Regions from separate parts of the Homo sapiens genome. Here region 2 is linked to region 1. A link is a loop called in an ENCODE intact Hi-C map of the cell type or tissue named here. Cell type or tissue: heart right ventricle. All regions are shown on one strand. Links, peaks and the distances in the headings refer to the core of each region. The heading gives the core; the rest is flanking DNA.

Region 1 (8,338 bases), core at 272-8,271:
TCTGTCGCCCAGGCTGGAGTGCAGTGGTACAATCTCGGCTCATTGCAGCCTCTGCCTCCCGGGTTCAAGTGACTCTCCTGCTTCAGCCTCCCAAGTAGCTGGGACTACAGGCGCATGCCACCATGCCTGGCTAATTTTTTTTGTATTTTTAGTAGAGAAGGGGTTTCACCATTTTAGCCAGGATGGTCTTGATCTCCTGACCTCATGAGCCGTCCACCTCGGACTTCCAAAGTGCCGGGATTACAGGCGTGAGCCACCGAAATTACCTATTTTCTAAACAAACTGACTCTGAGTTTTATATCTATACAATGGTATGTGGCTTCCATTTTCTTCTAAGTTCTCTTCCATGTCCTCAGCCCCCTCCTGCTTCCAGTGTCAAGTGTGTCCTGTGACTTGAGCTCCTTCCTCATGCCAGGCCCTGTCCTTCTCTCCCCACGCCCTCTGCAGGTGCCCCTCCCAGGGTACATCGAGGCCTACCCCCGATCACGGTACCCCCAGAGCTCTCCCTCCAGGCTTCCTCGTCAGTACAGCCAGCCAGCCAACCTGCACCCCAGCCTGGAGCAGGCCCCGGCGCCCTCCACAGCGGCCTCGCAGCAGAGCCTGGCAGAAAACGACCCGTCTGACGCTCCCCTGACCAACATCTCCACTGCGGCCCTTGTGAAGGCCATCCGGGAGGAGGTGGCCAAGCTGGCCAAAAAACAGACAGACATGTTTGAGTTCCAGGTCTAACGCCTTAGCCCCGTGGGACTCTGGACTTCCAAACTCTGAGGACTCAGCCTTTGGGTTTCCCATGCCTACGTGTTAGGACTTGAGACATAGCAATGGGTGAGTCTTTCTCACCCTCCATTTCTGAAAAGGTGAACTATGGGGCTTCTGGGAACAGGAAACTCTTGAACGACTAGATTCTTGGCTCATCCAACTGATTGTGGGTCAAGTCCCTGGCTTGGGGCCTTATGTTTGATACTCTCTCATGTCAAATGTTTGAACTTTGGGCATGTGCCCTATGGAAGCTTAGTCACAAGAGGCACTAGCTAATCTACAGATTCCTATCCAATGCCACATTTTAATAAATCACCGGAAGCGGGAGAATGTAGCTCTTATCTTCGGTGACCTCTGCATGTTAACTCTGTTTCTGTGTTAAAGGCAATGCAGGAGTGTGGATTAAGCACCAGACTGTATTCTCATTCAACCATGACCGTGCGCATTAAAATCAGTTTGTAAGGGAGACACTGACTCCAGCCAAGAAACCTGAGCCCCTTTTTTTTAGGTTCATATTCAAAGTCAAATGAACTGGATGAAAGTCAGTACCAATGGCTGTGCCTATAAATAGACCTGATTCTTTGTTTCCCTCGTCAATTAAACAAAGGCCAAGAAAGAGAGAAGATGAGAGGGAATGGTGGATTTGCGTTGACAGATTTTTTAAAAGGTGTTGCCATTTTGGAAATAAAAGTCCCCTACAAGTTAGGATCTAACTGAAAGAGAATCGGTGCTAAGAGCTTTTAGGATCCTACAAAAGAAACACAGTTATTTGTGAAGGTTTTTCTTTGCCTTGTTTTGAAGGTGGCCTGAGAATGGAGCTTCTCTTTTTCTTGGGATAATAGATACATCAACTTTTACAAGAAAATCTCTGTCTCTTCAACAATGATGTCCAGTGTGTGCTGCTGAGTGGTACAAAAGGAAATAGTACTTGATTCCTGTTAGAAACAGGAGTGGTAGAACCACAGTCTTCCCAGGCCGCAGCCTCTGTTTATAGAAGCTTCTGAATGTAGAAAAGCTGTTGAATTTCATTTAAATGTAAATAACCTTTTAAAAAGCGTATGGAGTTAGCCAGTTCCCCCTAGTTAATGGACATAGGAAGACATTTGCTGAAATGGTAGGGTGGCCACTTTGTGACCATGATGTTGCAAGTTGCCCTCCCTGGCATGGTGAGTTGGCTTCCAGAGCTGTGGGTAGAGGACATCGCCTCACGGCACTGAGGCACCAGCCGCTGCCTACCCATCAATGCAAGCAAAACAGCTACTGACTTTGTGTAGCAGGGAGATTGGGGACTCTGGTTCCCTCGCCAAGTGTGGCAGCCTGTGCAGTGTTGGGGGCTTACTTGGTATCTGTTGGAGAATGAGGTCCTGTCCTGCTTTCACCCATGACCCATCTAGCTTCAGCTGTATCCATTTTCTTCTGAGCCCATCTTCCATTGTCCTCAACGAGTTTCTTTGGTCTTTACTGAAAGAAGATAGTAGAAATTTAAAAGTTGAGAGAAGACTAGAAATGGAACTGATTAGAAGGGGAGGTTCAAACTGTCAATGCACAGACTTTTCAAAGAAGTTGTTTATATTTTCCAATGGCAAACTGCCCTTTCTGGAATGTTCAGAGATGATGTGTCATGGAACCTTCAAACAAGTCTCTTGTTCGGATGATAATAGGTAGTGTCCTTTTAGTATGCTGGTTGATCTTTCATAGTGTTAGTGTTTTGTTACTTAAAAAGGAAATCAGCTATAAATAAAATGTATTTTTGTAATTCCCGTGTGTATATATGGTATATTTCTATCAATGGCCAGTTGTTGTAGTCCAAAACCTAAATCAGTTTGCAAAACACTGTGGACAGTGCGAGATTTTATTGACAGGTTAACACAATGCCTACGTCTATCCACATAGGCATTCAATGCACTTGAATGAACAAAGAGCCAAAGAAACTCAGCCTGTTCATGCAAATGGTATGAGTCTGATAAAATCAGCTACATTGTCCTGCTTTATCAATAATAATATTTCATTAGTGCAATGATATCAACCAGTACTTTGTCTACTTGGTAAATGCCTGGAAATACTGTATGTGAAAATGATGTTTCAAGATCTTACTGTAATTGAAGTATACGTAAATGTTTCAGAAGACAGTGTCTGAAATTTGGCTGTTTCAATGACTTACAGAGACTGAGTCTACAGTTTGCAGAGCTATGGCTCCAGAGTGCTAAGAGGGTGGAGTCACAAATCACTGTGGTCTTTACAGAGCCCCAGGAAATACTGAGTGAGTCAACTGAGACGACTAAAAAGATAGCATGCTAAATCAGATACTGTCTTAAACTAGACACCATGGGTTCAAGAATAGTATTAATAGATGAGAGGAAAACCTTAAGTTGGAAAGAAATCAGTCTGTTCATGTTATCCCACTCATGGGGAGACAGAGCCACTCTGGTCAGATTTTCTGTGAGTGAGATGTGGTCCCTTCCCTGAAGAATCTCCTAACCTCATAGAGGTGAGAGAGATGACTGGACAGCTGACTCTAAGAGATGGTCAAAAGTGCCTCAAGGAATTGAAATAAGGTTCCCAGAGAGCCCTGAGGAGGCAGCAATGAACAAACACCCTGTTCATCAGAACCCTCTAGATAGTCACAGAAGCCACAAAAGGACCTTGGTTGACCTTGGAGGAGGAAGCAGAAGTACCACGAAGTGGAGTGACTGGCCCAGTGATTCAGTCCCAACCTCCTGGTTCACGAACCTGCTTGCTTTCCATCTCGCCATGTGGCCTGCAGGCTTGTCAGTAACACATTTCTTTAGCTGTGCCTAGAGGTTTAAAAAAAAGATAAGGGTCATATGAAGAACTCCATAATGTTCTTGCCAAGAAAAAAGATGATTGAGTATATAACGAACTTCAGATACAGTGTATAGAGGATGATGCATTTGTGGCATAATAAATAGTTTTCAGTGCTGGTTTTGATATGAGTTTTCTGCATTCATGAAAAAGAAATGCATTTTGGCTTTTTCCAGAAAGAGTACCATCAAGGAAACGGAGACCTCAACTGCTGTTCTAGACTGTGGGGGTGCATTCCTGTCTCAGCACCAAGGATCCCAACAGGCAGGCAGGGAGGCCCTTGACTTTGTGTCACTGTGAGGCAGCAGAGTCCATGCTCTGCATCAGGGGAGGTGCAGTAAAGGTCCATTGTGTGGCTTGAGACCTATGATCTGAGGCTTGTGCATAATAAGATGGCAGCTGTTACCTACAGAGCAAGGAGTTTCCTCTTTCAGGGTAGATTATGTAAGAATCAATTCCCTGGTCCCAGGAGAAGTTTTATTGTGAGTTTGTTAATTTAAGAACTCACTCAGCAGAAGGACATGTAATGTCTGAGTAATCTTGATGGAAGAAAGGAAATAGATCTGTGATTAAAACACACACACACACACACACACACACACACACACACCCTACTTCGGAGAGAGAATGTAGAATGGAGGAGGTGAGGAATTTAACTAATAGAGATGCTTTTTCTAACAGGCAGAAATTAGAGAAATGGATCAAAAGATTTAAACATTGATTACATATAAACGAGTTTCCTTTTTTTCTACATAGCACACAGGTGCTCAACATTTAATGAATAATATAACAGATACTGTCTTAAAAGTTTAAAAACAGGATTTGTACTTAATCCTAAATTCCTCTTATCACACACCAGAAAATAATTTGGATTTTATTTACAAACTACATCCAAATACTCTTAAGGAAAGAGTGTCATTTAGCTTGGAGTAGGGACTGACTGGGGTCTAAGTGTTGGAAATTAAATTCTGCCATTCAGTCCAACCTCAAAGGTGTTCCAGGCAAGGAGTTTTGCAAGGACTAGAAACCCTTTCACACTTGAAGTGCAGGTGTTGGCTGAAAGAATAGAGGGACATTTCACAAACACAGAACACGGCTCCCCTACAGGAAAGGGATGGAGACAGCTACCTTTGCTCTTGCTCTCACATTCTCTGTCCTCATGGACTTTCTTCTCTGTTTCCCTCTGCCTATCTATCTGCCTGGTTCTCTTGCTTCTCCTGGCCAACCAGCTTTCTCATTAGTGCATATGTAGCTGAAAAATCCACCCCTCAAGAACCCACTCCACACAACCTTTCCTTTTCAGTACCCACCACGCTCTGACTAGCATCTCTGTGATGCCTAAGGCAAATTTTTGAGGATCTGATTGGTTTAGTTCATCTGCCTATGGGTGAGCCACCCTGGGGTCAGGTGCCTGTCCAATCACCTGTTACCAAGGAGGCAGGGCCGTGTCATTTAAGCATGGCCCCATGGACTGACCCTTTCAGCAGGGACTTTTATTGGGGGCTGGTACCCAGAAGAAGGAGCATGAGTGGGCAAGACCTTCAAAAAGAACCTACTACACACTGGAACTGACTAGTACTCCTGGGATGCCATGCCACGCAGCAGCCAGCACTCGGAGAGCAGTCCCCTGGATACTACCACACAGAGAAAAGGGGCATCTTCACTTGCACATCAGGTGAGGGTGCACACACTTGAAACTCTGCTAGACTGGCCAGAGCTGCCCCAGCCACTTCTCACCCCACCACCAGTTATTGATACAGCCGCTGGGTCTAGGAAGCGATTTCTGAACAAGGCCCAGTTAGCACAATGTCTTGCTCAGCAGACAATAAATACTTGTAAATTGAATTGCATGATCTTAGCTCAGGTGCTACTAATGTGGCTCACGGCCACACACTTGCATGGATAAGAAAACCAATGAGCCCCTCAACAGAGTCTTTTGAAACAAAATTGGTTTCAAGTGAAACTTACATTATTTTTTGGCTGTGACCTTCTGAATATAATAACTTAGTGTCCTGAGAATTGAAAGGCCTCTTGATTTCTTAGGTGAACTGTTACAGAATCCTAGCCTGTGGTAAATGCTAAAATGTAAGGTGTTTCTGAGAAGGAATATTTAGGAAATATAATTGTGCCACACACACATTACTTTAGAAGATATGCAGTTGCTCTGATTCTGCAGGTTTAAAAAAAATGGGAAGTTTGTGATATGGCAGAATCTGTCTCCATTGGTCAAACCATACTTCAGTGAGAGCCATTATAAGTGAAATCTAAAAATTGATCGTTTTCATTCTCTGACTTTGGTCAGACTTTTGCAAATTATGGAGAGAGGCCATCAACATATTTTACATAAATTACTGTGGCCCCATCTTATTTCTCCTCATTTCTTCCTTATGTTTAAACACGCCCCCATCTCACACACAAACTGAGAAAAGATTTGTATCAAACAGAATCAGAGGCATATGAATGGACTGGAAATTGTGAAAAAGGTATAAATATCCTAGACCTTGATCAACTCACTTTAAACTGGTCTCTGATTCCTCATCTGTCAAATGAGTATAAGACCCTCTGTACTTCCCATGGTGATTTTGAGGAGCACATGCATAATGTATCTGAAAATGGCTTGACAAGCACTTGAAGCCATTCTTACTAAATTATTAGTTTTGTAATTCGGTTTTATCCAGGAAAATATTTTAGCTCCTCCTATCTGCTGAATTAATTTATACAGTCACATGTTCCATGACACCATGTTTTGCCAAGGAAAAATAAAGAAATTCCTAAATTTGAAATTGCCCACAAGATCTAGCCTCATCTGGAGTTGCTGTTATTGTCCTTGTTGTCTATGATTTGGAGGATATGTAAGTACTTGTACATGTGCTTTAACTCTGGGTGAAAAACCCCAACCGGTGAGTCTTTAAAACCATATTAGACACATTGGGCAAAGTACTGAGCAGAAGCTTTGAATGTAGCTGTTGTTATTTTAATGCTTCGCTTTCTAATGAACTTTGTACGTCCTTAGCCTCTGCCGGGAACAGAGTGTTCATATGCTGTTAGAATTTTTTATTGTAAAATAAAATGACAAAGGCTTTCATACCCCAAAACCTGCCTGTTTCTCATTCTACCTCCTCCAGATGGTGAGATGGAATCCCTTTCACAAGCCAGCCACAAAACAGTGCCTGTTGGGGGTTGCTAAAGAGCCATTCCAGTCCTGGAGACCACATTCCAGTGTGGTCTCAGGAGCCATCCCAGCTTGGGTGATGAGCTCATGGGCCAAAAAAATGCTCACCCCTGGCCATCCACAGGCCTCAGAGAAGCAGTTTCAGCCTACCCATGACTTAGCAGCTAAAGAAAGATGTATTCCTGGGGCCAACAGGACCCAAGGGAGAAGAAGCCAATGTCCACTTAGGTGCCATTCTCAGAGCATAAAGAAGTCTCATCCAGGTCAGTGGCTCCCAAGGAGTCCAAGAATGACAGTGGTATGGGACACCAGCTCCCCAGACCACCCATCTGTCCTACCCTATGTGAGTCCCAGCAGTCCTGATGCCTGCCTTATGTTCAGCCCTATCCAGAGAACATATGTGGTGCCGCCTGCTCTGCCCTCTGGCTTCCGCCTATTGGACAGGAGAGATATCGACCCAGGAGTCACAAGCTCACAGGCTGACCAGCCACAAAAATGTGGCTCAACACATGGGCTAGGCCAACTGGATTCTCTCTCTAGGAAATACCAAGAGACAGAGTCTGTTATCAGTAGATGTTGAAATTGGGTGGTCAAGACTCAGAGAGGCCATGATGGACCATATTCAAAGCAAAGTTTTAAGAAGGCAGAATATTGAGTAAGAAGTGGCCTTGAGGCCAAGGAGATTTCAAAGGTAAGAAAGCCTGTCTCTTGTAATGAAAACAGACAAACCAACCAATTTCTGAGGCATCCCTGTGCCCTGGTGGTCAGTCACAACCCTGGGACTCTTATGGATCCATTGAGCTTGGGCAGCAACATGGTGCTGCTTCTCACTGAAGCCTAATTTGCTCCAGTTCTCTCCATGTACTTAGAAAGTACTTAAGAGACTGGAGGAGCAACTTTTTTACTCCACTCTCTGCTTCTCTGTAAAGAGGACTCAAATACGCACAAAAGACATTTCCAAAGCCACTATCTTGCTACAGTGAGAAATAAACTTGGAGCCCCTATGAAATGCTTTTTGTGAGGCTCACCGTGGGGTGAAGGCCATTGCAGAGAATAGTACAAGTAGGTCCAAGAACTGATGGGTTCCCTACTCTTCCATTTTTTTTCCTTCCTCCTGGACCCTGGTTGCTCTTGGCTTTCAAGGCAAATGAAATAATCAAGTAAAAGGAAGTGGTGGTGCCTATGTCAGTACCAGGAGTAGGAGGCAGACACAGGCACAGGAAGCTGGAAAAGGCATATTGCAAGCCCAGCTTCGCCTTGCTAAGTCTCCATCATAAACAGGAGAACATACTTCTTCCAAAGGACATTCTGTAGACTTCTGAGTAAATGTCATGCATCCAACTCATGAGCTCTGCTGGCCACTAGAAACCAGAAAGAATGTGCCTACGAAGGAGTGTGGAACCAAGTAATGGAAACATCGTTGAGGGTCAACCACTGGTAAAGTGTACACGGATGAGTAGTAGGTGCTACAGACTGCATGTTTGTGTCACCCCCACTCCCCAGTTCATGTCTTAAAACCTAATCCCCAATGTGAAGGTATCTGGAGGTGGGGTCTTTGGGAGTTGATTAGGTCATGAACCTTCA
Region 2 (8,338 bases), core at 237-8,236, 56 kb before region 1:
ATTTTATGAATTGGATCAACATAATTTATTTTCAATAAAGAAAAGAGGAAATTCTCAACCAGTGCTTAATTTACCATGCTTCTAATTAGGCTTTGTTGGTATGACAAGCTATTGATATCAAATCACACCATGACAGGGTTCACAATGCATGTGTCACTGTGTTAATACCTGTAGAAAAAAAAGAAAAAAGTTGGGGAGTTTATAGGGAGGCTGATTGGTTCTTTAGCTTTTATTTTGTACTTCAGGGAGTTTTACTTCAGTGGTCTTTGGGATAGGAGCTGGGATGGGAGCTGTTTTTCCTGGATTTCATGCTGACACTCAGGGAAAATGAATCAAAGCCACGAAATCAAGGTGAGAGGTGGGGCTAAATTTTATGAATTGTGTTAACATAATCATTTTCATGTACAAATTAAAGAAACTTAGGAAGTTACTTGAGAAACAAAAATTTCAGTTAAGGCTTTTTATGAAAAGAGAATGAATGAAGAATGAACCAAACTTGTTTCTGTAGAGAGGCATCACCTCTGCCTAGCACAGGTGCAGGCCAGATTCTTGGGGCCTTTTGATGACCTGCTAATGCCACGTGTATTGTAGCTAATTCTCAGCAAATGTTCATTGAATAAATGGTTTCATGATCATAAAGCACCAAAAACAACTTTTAAAACATTTTTGACCAGTTAAGGGGAAAATAATGGAGAGCCATAAACTGGGTGAGCTAGGAATAGGAATGGAGAGAGGATCAGCCAGAGATGAGAATGGGGAGGGACAGACAGAAAAAAGAGAGTGACAACCTCGGTAAGCTCAGAGGTATTATTCTTGACACACTCTGCTGTTGACTCCAGAGACTGCTGACTGTTTATCTGCTATCACAGGTTAGAGTTACCTGTTAATTACTGTTCACAGTATAACCCTCCAGAGGTTCTGCTTTCAGTGACCAAGCCACAGCAGGACAAGTGAAGGAATCATGCTCTAGTCCAGAGGTAGCATCAGTGTATTAGGCCAGTCTCTTTTTATTTTTTTATTTTTGTAGAGATGGGGTTTTGCCATGTTGCTCAGGCTGGTCTCAAACTCCTGGGCTCAAGCAGTCCTCCTGCCTTGGCCTTCCAGAGTGCTGGGATTACAGGCGTGAGCCACTGCGCCCAGCCAACCATTCTTGCATTGCTATAAAAAATACCTGAGACTGGGTAGTTTTTTTTTTTTTTCTTTTCTTTTAGGTTTGAAGTTACATGTGCAGGTTTGTTATATCGATAAACTTCTGTCATGGGGTTGGTTGTATGGATTATTTCATCACTCAGGTATTAAACCTATTAGCCAATAATTATTTTTTCTGCCCTCTCCCTCCTTTTACCCTACACCCTGAAGTATACCCCAGTGTCGGTTGTTCCATTTATATTCATGAATTCTCATCATTTAGCACCCACTTATAAGTGAGAACATATGGTATTTGGTTTTCTGTTCCTGTATTAGTTTGCTAAGGATAATAGCCTCCAACTCCATCCATGTTTCTGCAAAAGACATGATCTTGTTCTTTATTATGGCTGTATAGTATTCCATGGTGTATATGTATCACATTTTTTTTCATCCAGTCTGTCATTTATGGGCATTTAGGTTGATTCCATATCTTTGCAATTGTGAACAGTGCAGCAGTGAACATTCTCATGCATGTGTCTTTATGGTGGAATGATTTCTGTTCCTCTGGGTATATAATAGTAATGGAATTGCTGGCTCAAATGGTAGTTCTGTTCTTAGCTCTTTAAGGAATTGCCATACTGCTTTCCACAATGGTTGAACTAATTTACACTCCCACCAACAGTGTATAAGAGTTCCCTTTTTCCTGTAACCTCACCAGCATCTACTATTTTTTGACTTTTTAATCATAGCCATTCTTACTGGTATGAGATGGTACCTCATTTTGGTTTTGATTTGCGTTTCTCTTGTGATCAGTGATACTGAGCTTTTTTCATATGCTTGTTGGCCACATGTATATCTTCTTTTGAAAAGGAGACTGGGTAATTTATAAAGAAAAGAGGTTTAATTGGCTCACAGTTCTGCAGGCTGTGGAAGCAAAGCACCAGCATCTTCTTAGGCCTCAAGGAGCTTTTACTCATGGTGGAAGGAAAAGCAGAAGCAAAAGAGATCTGGGGCAGGGAGATGCCATACACTCTTAAACAACCAGATGTCGCGAGAACTCATTGTCACAGGGACAGCACCAACCCATGAGGGATCCACCCCCATGATCCAGTCACCTCCCACCAGGCCCCACCTCCAACACTGGGGATTACATTTCAACATGAGATATGGGTGGAGACAAATATCCAAACTAGATCAATCAGTAACCAGAATTTTACCTTAAGACCTAAATTAAATCAAATAAAAGACAAAGTTTAGGTTCCAAATGTTGACTCATCACTAAATCTTTTAAAATCATTTTCAGAGCCTTAAAAAAATCAGAACACTTCATTTTTACATTATAAACTCTTACCCAGAGACACAAAGTACATAACATAATTGAGATGGTTGCTGTTGGCGGCCCCAGTCCATGCCCTCAGCTCTCCCTGAGCCTGTCCAGGCCAGCAGCATCCTACTTGCTACAGGCATCTGTGACTCCAACTTAAAGGCTTTTTCTCGGCAGCCACCAACCAGAAGTGTCATGTAGTTAAGACACTGTGGAGCATCCTCAGTTTGTAACAGATGGAAACTGATGGATAAATACCCCTGGCAAGGGAACTGGAAGCGTAAGTTACACTGTTGCAATAACTACATTTTCTAGTTTCTATATTTGATGATTTGGACATCTGGGGCCTTGCTGACCCCAGAGAAACTGTCCTTCCCAGGCTACTGTCCTCCCCAGGCTAGTAAAGGACTCACTGGCAGACATGCCTTTCATGTGCAAAGCAGCCAGTGCAGAGGCCAAACATGAACTGCCTGCTCTATATGGTCTCACAGGGCTCTCCACCCTGAGTCACTGTCTGTCTGCCCTGATTACCCCAGGGCCAGGTACCAGACAACTCAGGACAGCCCTTGTGCCCCAGAATCTGCCAAAAGTATTCAATCAAAATTAGTCACACTCCCCTGTGGTATGGCCTGTTCCCTCCTCTTGGGATCTGTGAGTGTAACAAGATATATATATATATATATATATATATATATATATATATATATATATATATATATTTTTTTTTTTTTTTTTTTTTTTTTTTTTTTGGTGTAGGGGCTGGGGGAGATGGAGTCTCCCTCTGTTGCCAGGCTGGAGTGCTGTGGCGCTATCTCGGCTCACTGCAACCTCTGACTCCCTGGTCCAAGTGATTCTCCTGCCTCAGCTTCCCAAGTAGCTGGGATTACAGGCACGCGCCACCACGCCCAGCTAATTTTTGTATTTTTAATAGAGACGGGGTTTCACCATGTTGGGCAGGATGGTCTCAATCTCCTGACCTCTTGATTGGCTTGCCTCAGCCTCCCAAATTGCTGGGATTACAGGCATGAGCCACAGTGCCGGGCCTCAAGCTATATTTTTAATGGCAGTCTTGTCCTGATCTATTGGCCATGCCATACCTAAATAATAAAACCTACCTTTTAAAACAACTGTCTCCCACACTTTTCCAGTGGGCTTGAGCCTCCGTTACCCAAAACACAAATCTACTCCATATCATACCCTTTATTGATTTTCCTTCCTTCCCTCTGTCATTTCCCCACTCCCCAGCTAGTGCTTCCTGGAGCCACCTCCCAAATAAATGACTTACACTCAAATCATTCTAGAACCTGCTTCTAGGGAACCCCACGTAAGGTAATAATATATAAAGATGGAGTTGCTCTGATGGAAGCTGGGCCTCCTCCCGCTCCTCAGTCCTTTCCAGGCCATCTCTGTGGAACCCCAGGGTTCCATAGAAAGAGAACATAATTTGAGAGTTACTTTCTTAAACTGTATTGGGATTAACCAGCAAGTAAAACTCATCATTACCCACCCAGCAGTATTTTCAGAGGTAAGAAACTTACTTCTCAAGTTTGTATGCTTCAAAATGTATTGCCTTTAAAAAGTATATAGCAAAATATCAACAAGAAATGAATATACCTAATGGGATGCTATCTTATTAAAACAGGTAATTTCTCTACCTGAGAGTCTAATTTATTTTTACATAGATGCTTGCACACCAGGCCTGCATTGGTGGTCTGGAAATTGAAATCCATGTTAAACAGCAGCCTTTAAGCTGTATATTTTAAGGGGATGTTGCCTCCGAGACAAAAGTAGACTGGTATACACTTCAATGTCGACACTTTTACCTACATTTACAGTTCTTGACAGGGCTTACACACTCTCGCTATTGTACTTCTAACACTTGCAAAATAACCTACTTAAGTGTCAATTGCTAATCTTAGTATTTACTCCACCACCACCCTTATTAGTAAATCTTTTCTAAATGGGCTAATTGATAATCTCAAGACAGTTGTAAAGTCTGCCTTTTCCCAAAAACGATGTGTAATTAGGTCAAGGATGAGAATTCCTCTCGAGTCTGCAGAAGGTGTGAATCACTAGGAGCAGATTGTTTCAACAGCTCACTGAGGTTGTGCTTCCCTAAAGGAAGCCTCTAATTGCAGATAGCTATAGGGCACAGTTTATACTATTAGCTTGTGAGTGCCGTTATTAGAGTTAGTCAGACTTCTTTGGGCTGCAAATGATGGAAATCCAGCACAAACTGGTTAAATAAAAGGGGAATATATTATTGAGCATTATTGAAAGGTCCAGGCTTCGGCTTGGCTGGATCCAGGGGTCAGATGATGTCTCCTATGTTAGATCTTGCTCTCTTTTCACTCTCTGCTGCCCCCATTTTCAGGCAGGCTCTTACCTCATGGTGACAAACCGGCTGCCAGCAACTCCTGGCATATATCCTATCTTCTTAGAAACCCCAATACCAAGAGAACGCCTCTTTCCTAGTTTCCCTAGCAAAAGCCCTGAGACTCAGTCCCACCAGAACAACTCAGGTCAGATGCCCAGCCCCTGACCCATCACTGTGGCCATGGGGATGTGATGCTGGGATTGGTCCAGCCTGAATCACATGCCTACCCCTGGAGGAAAGGGAGCCCCCAAGTGACATCATGATGCTCTTACCAAAGGAAGGTTATCACAGGTAATAGGCAAGCAAAGGCAACAGATGCTCTTTGAGCAGGTATAAGCTCTTCATGGTGAAGGTCTAGAACCAGTGGTGTCTGCTGTATTCCCAAGGCTAATGGCAAGGGTAATGCTTTGCCTTAGAATTCTACTGCCTCTCCTAGACTATGTATGATTGTAATTCTGTGACTAACTTACTGTGTGTCTATGAAAAAAAATGTGTAAGCCTGCCAGGTTTCTGGGGCTTCCCACATAGTCACTGGGAAGAAATAATACAGTCTCTTCACCTTCAACCCATGAATAGCTAGAATCTTAGAATAGAGACACTACATAGGCGGTGTTGGCGGGCACGGAGGCTCACACCTGTAATCGCAGCACTTTGGGAGGCTGAGGTGGGCAGATCTCTTGAGCCCCAGAATTCGAGACCAGCCTGGGCAACATGGTGAAACCCTGTCTCTACAAAAATTACAAAAAAATTAGCCTAGCTTTGTGGTATGTGCCTGTAGACCCAGCTACTCAGGAGGGTGAGATGGAAGGATCACCTAATCCAAGGAGGTCAAGGCTGCAGTGAGGTTATACCGCTGCACTCCAGCCAGGGTGACAGATTGAGATTCTATCAAAAAAAAAAAAAAAAAGGAATGTTTGGAGAGTTTTCTGAAGATAGATAGTCTTAGAATGCAAGTTAATCACAGGGAGACTTATAGCTGGGTGAGAAGGAAGTGCTATCCCTTTGCCACCTTGCAGGATCGTGTGGAACTCACTTGTCCCCAATAAGCCTCACCCCCACTTGTAAAATTACCTCTTGTGGAAGAAGAAAAGCATAGCCAATCTCCTCACTATGTTGCTATTTACTTCCCACTCTTTGAAAAGATTTTTCTAATGACAAGTGGAGACAATACAGGGGTGACAAATGTATGAATTTTTTAGCAGTAGCTGAGTGGAGTCCCTGAATGTGCCACTCCCTGGGCCTGAAATGCTCTGTGCCCAGATCAATGTGTGACTGGCTCCACTTAGGACTCAGCTGAATTGTCACCTCCCCAGAGAGGCCTTCCCTGATCATCCTATCTAAAGTTGTCTCCCATCCTAGTCCCCGTTTGTCACAGCTTAATAGCACTTATCACTCTGAAATTACCATGTTAATTATCTGTCTCTCTCATTAGGATGTAATCTCTAGGAGAGGAGGGGCCATAATCTGTTTTGTTCACTGTGGATGTTCATCATCTTCCATGGTGCCTGGCACATAGTAGGCATTCGGTAAATGATGGAAGCCTCGGTGGATGGATGGATGGATGGATGGATGGATGGATGGATGGATAGGTAGGTGGGTGGATGGATGGATGGACGGATGGACAGATGGGTAGGTAGGTGGATGGATAGATGTGGATGGATGGACGGATGGACGGATGGATGGATGGATGGATGGATAGGTGGGTGGGTGGATGTGAGGGTGGATGAATGGATAAGCCCCAAATTACATCTGGGTTTATGGCTTCTTAGTCCGGAAGGAAATCTACTGTGGTAATAGCAGAAAAGAAATCTATCCACAGTCATAATGTTAAGCAGCCCACTAGCTACAGGGTTTATTAACACATCATAGAATCCTGCGTGTGAAACCAGAAAGAGTAAAAGGAACAGGAGGTTGCTGAGTCAACAAAGTCAACAAAGGCAAGTTTGTTCCCATCAGCGTTAGCTGTCCTAGAGGGTCAAGGGAGAACCCCTGGTCTTGCCATCAGCAGAATTTTAAATGAGGTTGCAATGTTGCAATTGACTGTAGTTACCTAGTTTCCATATGAAAGAACACTTAACAATTCAGCCAAATGATTACAGCATCTGGAAAAAAAAAAATCTTTATTTCACTCTTTCTACAGCCCCTTATATCCTGGGAATAAATGCCATCAATTCTGAGATTTGTGAGGCAAATCCAAACCCTTCATTGGTTGCCTGTACTTTGGATCAGTGGAGAATTCCATCTGTCAGGGCATTTGCTGCATCATAACAGTTGTTGAATTTTCTTCAGGCAACAGATGAAGAACTCTGTCTACAGAAGCCGGCAGTCTCTGAACAGCCCGAGTCCAGGGGAAACCGAGATGGACCTTCTGGTGACTCGGGAGCGACCCCGGCGTGGAATCCGCAACAGCGGATACGATGTGAGTCTCTGGTGGGCTGGGTAAATACAAGCTTTCCTTTCCCCTGAAGGCAAGGGGGATAGGGCATCCCACTGTGTTTTGGTTTACCACATATTTGTGGAATTTTAAAAAGCACTAAAATGTTTTCTATTTTTTTATTACCTATTTTGCAAAGTAGGACTACTTGGAATGTGTCAGAGTAACAGATTATTGCTAAAAGGATCACGATTTCCGAATTGTGCCATGTTATGAATAGCACATTACGGACTTTAAACTCAATGGATATTCTAAATGCCCTTAATTTATTTTCCCCTCTGTCCTTAGAAATTCAGCAGGGACCACGGCCATGGGTTAGAATTCACTTGAACACAGGCTTCTTTTAATTCATAGCGATATTGAAAAGCTGGATTTGTTCCTGATTTCATAACTCCTCGGTATGCCATGGAAACAATGAGATGTCCAACAGGGCGGTTTGATAATTTCATGTGACAAAGCACATGCTTATGTTCAGTGACGTGACCAAGCTGCAGAAATTATTTTAATCCCGTCAGATTTCCCCAGATGAGGAGTTGCAATTTGGTGCCTCATCTCCGGTACCCTGCACCCTGTGACTTGTCCTTGGACCCATGAGCTCAGGTGAATTGTCCTGTGCTGAGAGGTACAGTAATGCCTCACCCTGCCCCAGCATTTCACATGATCTTGAATCTACACCTAGGTTTGTGAACAGTGTTTCCTTCCCATTCCCCTAAAATGTTTCTCTAAATACAAATAAAATTTTTTCTTTAATAAGAGTTATAATTCAAATATATCTAGATAAACTTATGTTATAATTTAAGAAGTTGTAGTTTGACACTTGGTTTTTAAAATATACCATGCTAATTGGAAAGCAACAATATTTTTCTCCCTCAGGATTAGTCATCTTTTGCCACAAAACCTTAAAATGGGATTTTTTAATGGTCCAATTAAAAACAGAGATATTCTACCTAATTTGAATTTCTAATCACCTTCCTTATATTTAAACTTGATGTTTGTGTTAGTAGTGTTACCCTTATCTTTTGTTTCTTTTTCCTTTTTCATAAAACAGTTTGGTAGTTTAGTTTTATAAATTATA

The links. Peaks named below come from ENCODE experiments on the same cell type or tissue, not always from the same donor. Only the 100,000 strongest peaks of a DNase experiment are listed, where the experiment ranks them.
Region 2: a loop joins it to region 1, with 2.2 times the contacts of the local background. A loop is called at or near these places in 3 of 110 quality-filtered maps.

The regions. Positions count from the first base shown.
Region 1 is chr11:33,667,426-33,675,763 of GRCh38, forward strand. KIAA1549L (KIAA1549 like) reads left to right here. Exons shown (of 21, transcript NM_012194.3): 21 at 448-6,677. The coding sequence ends at 729. It overlaps LOC105376617 (a long non-coding RNA gene), which reads right to left and starts at 3,562. Exons shown (of 4, transcript XR_007062647.1): 1 at 3,490-3,562; 2 at 2,099-2,220. In heart right ventricle, for the core only: a CTCF peak has its summit at 3,882; no DNase peak of the experiment used is centred there.
Region 2 is chr11:33,611,415-33,619,752 of GRCh38, forward strand. KIAA1549L (KIAA1549 like) reads left to right here. Exons shown (of 21, transcript NM_012194.3): 16 at 7,119-7,248. Among named protein-coding and RNA genes, the nearest start is that of C11orf91, 85 kb to the right of the region's middle. In heart right ventricle, for the core only: no CTCF peak of the experiment used is centred there; no DNase peak of the experiment used is centred there.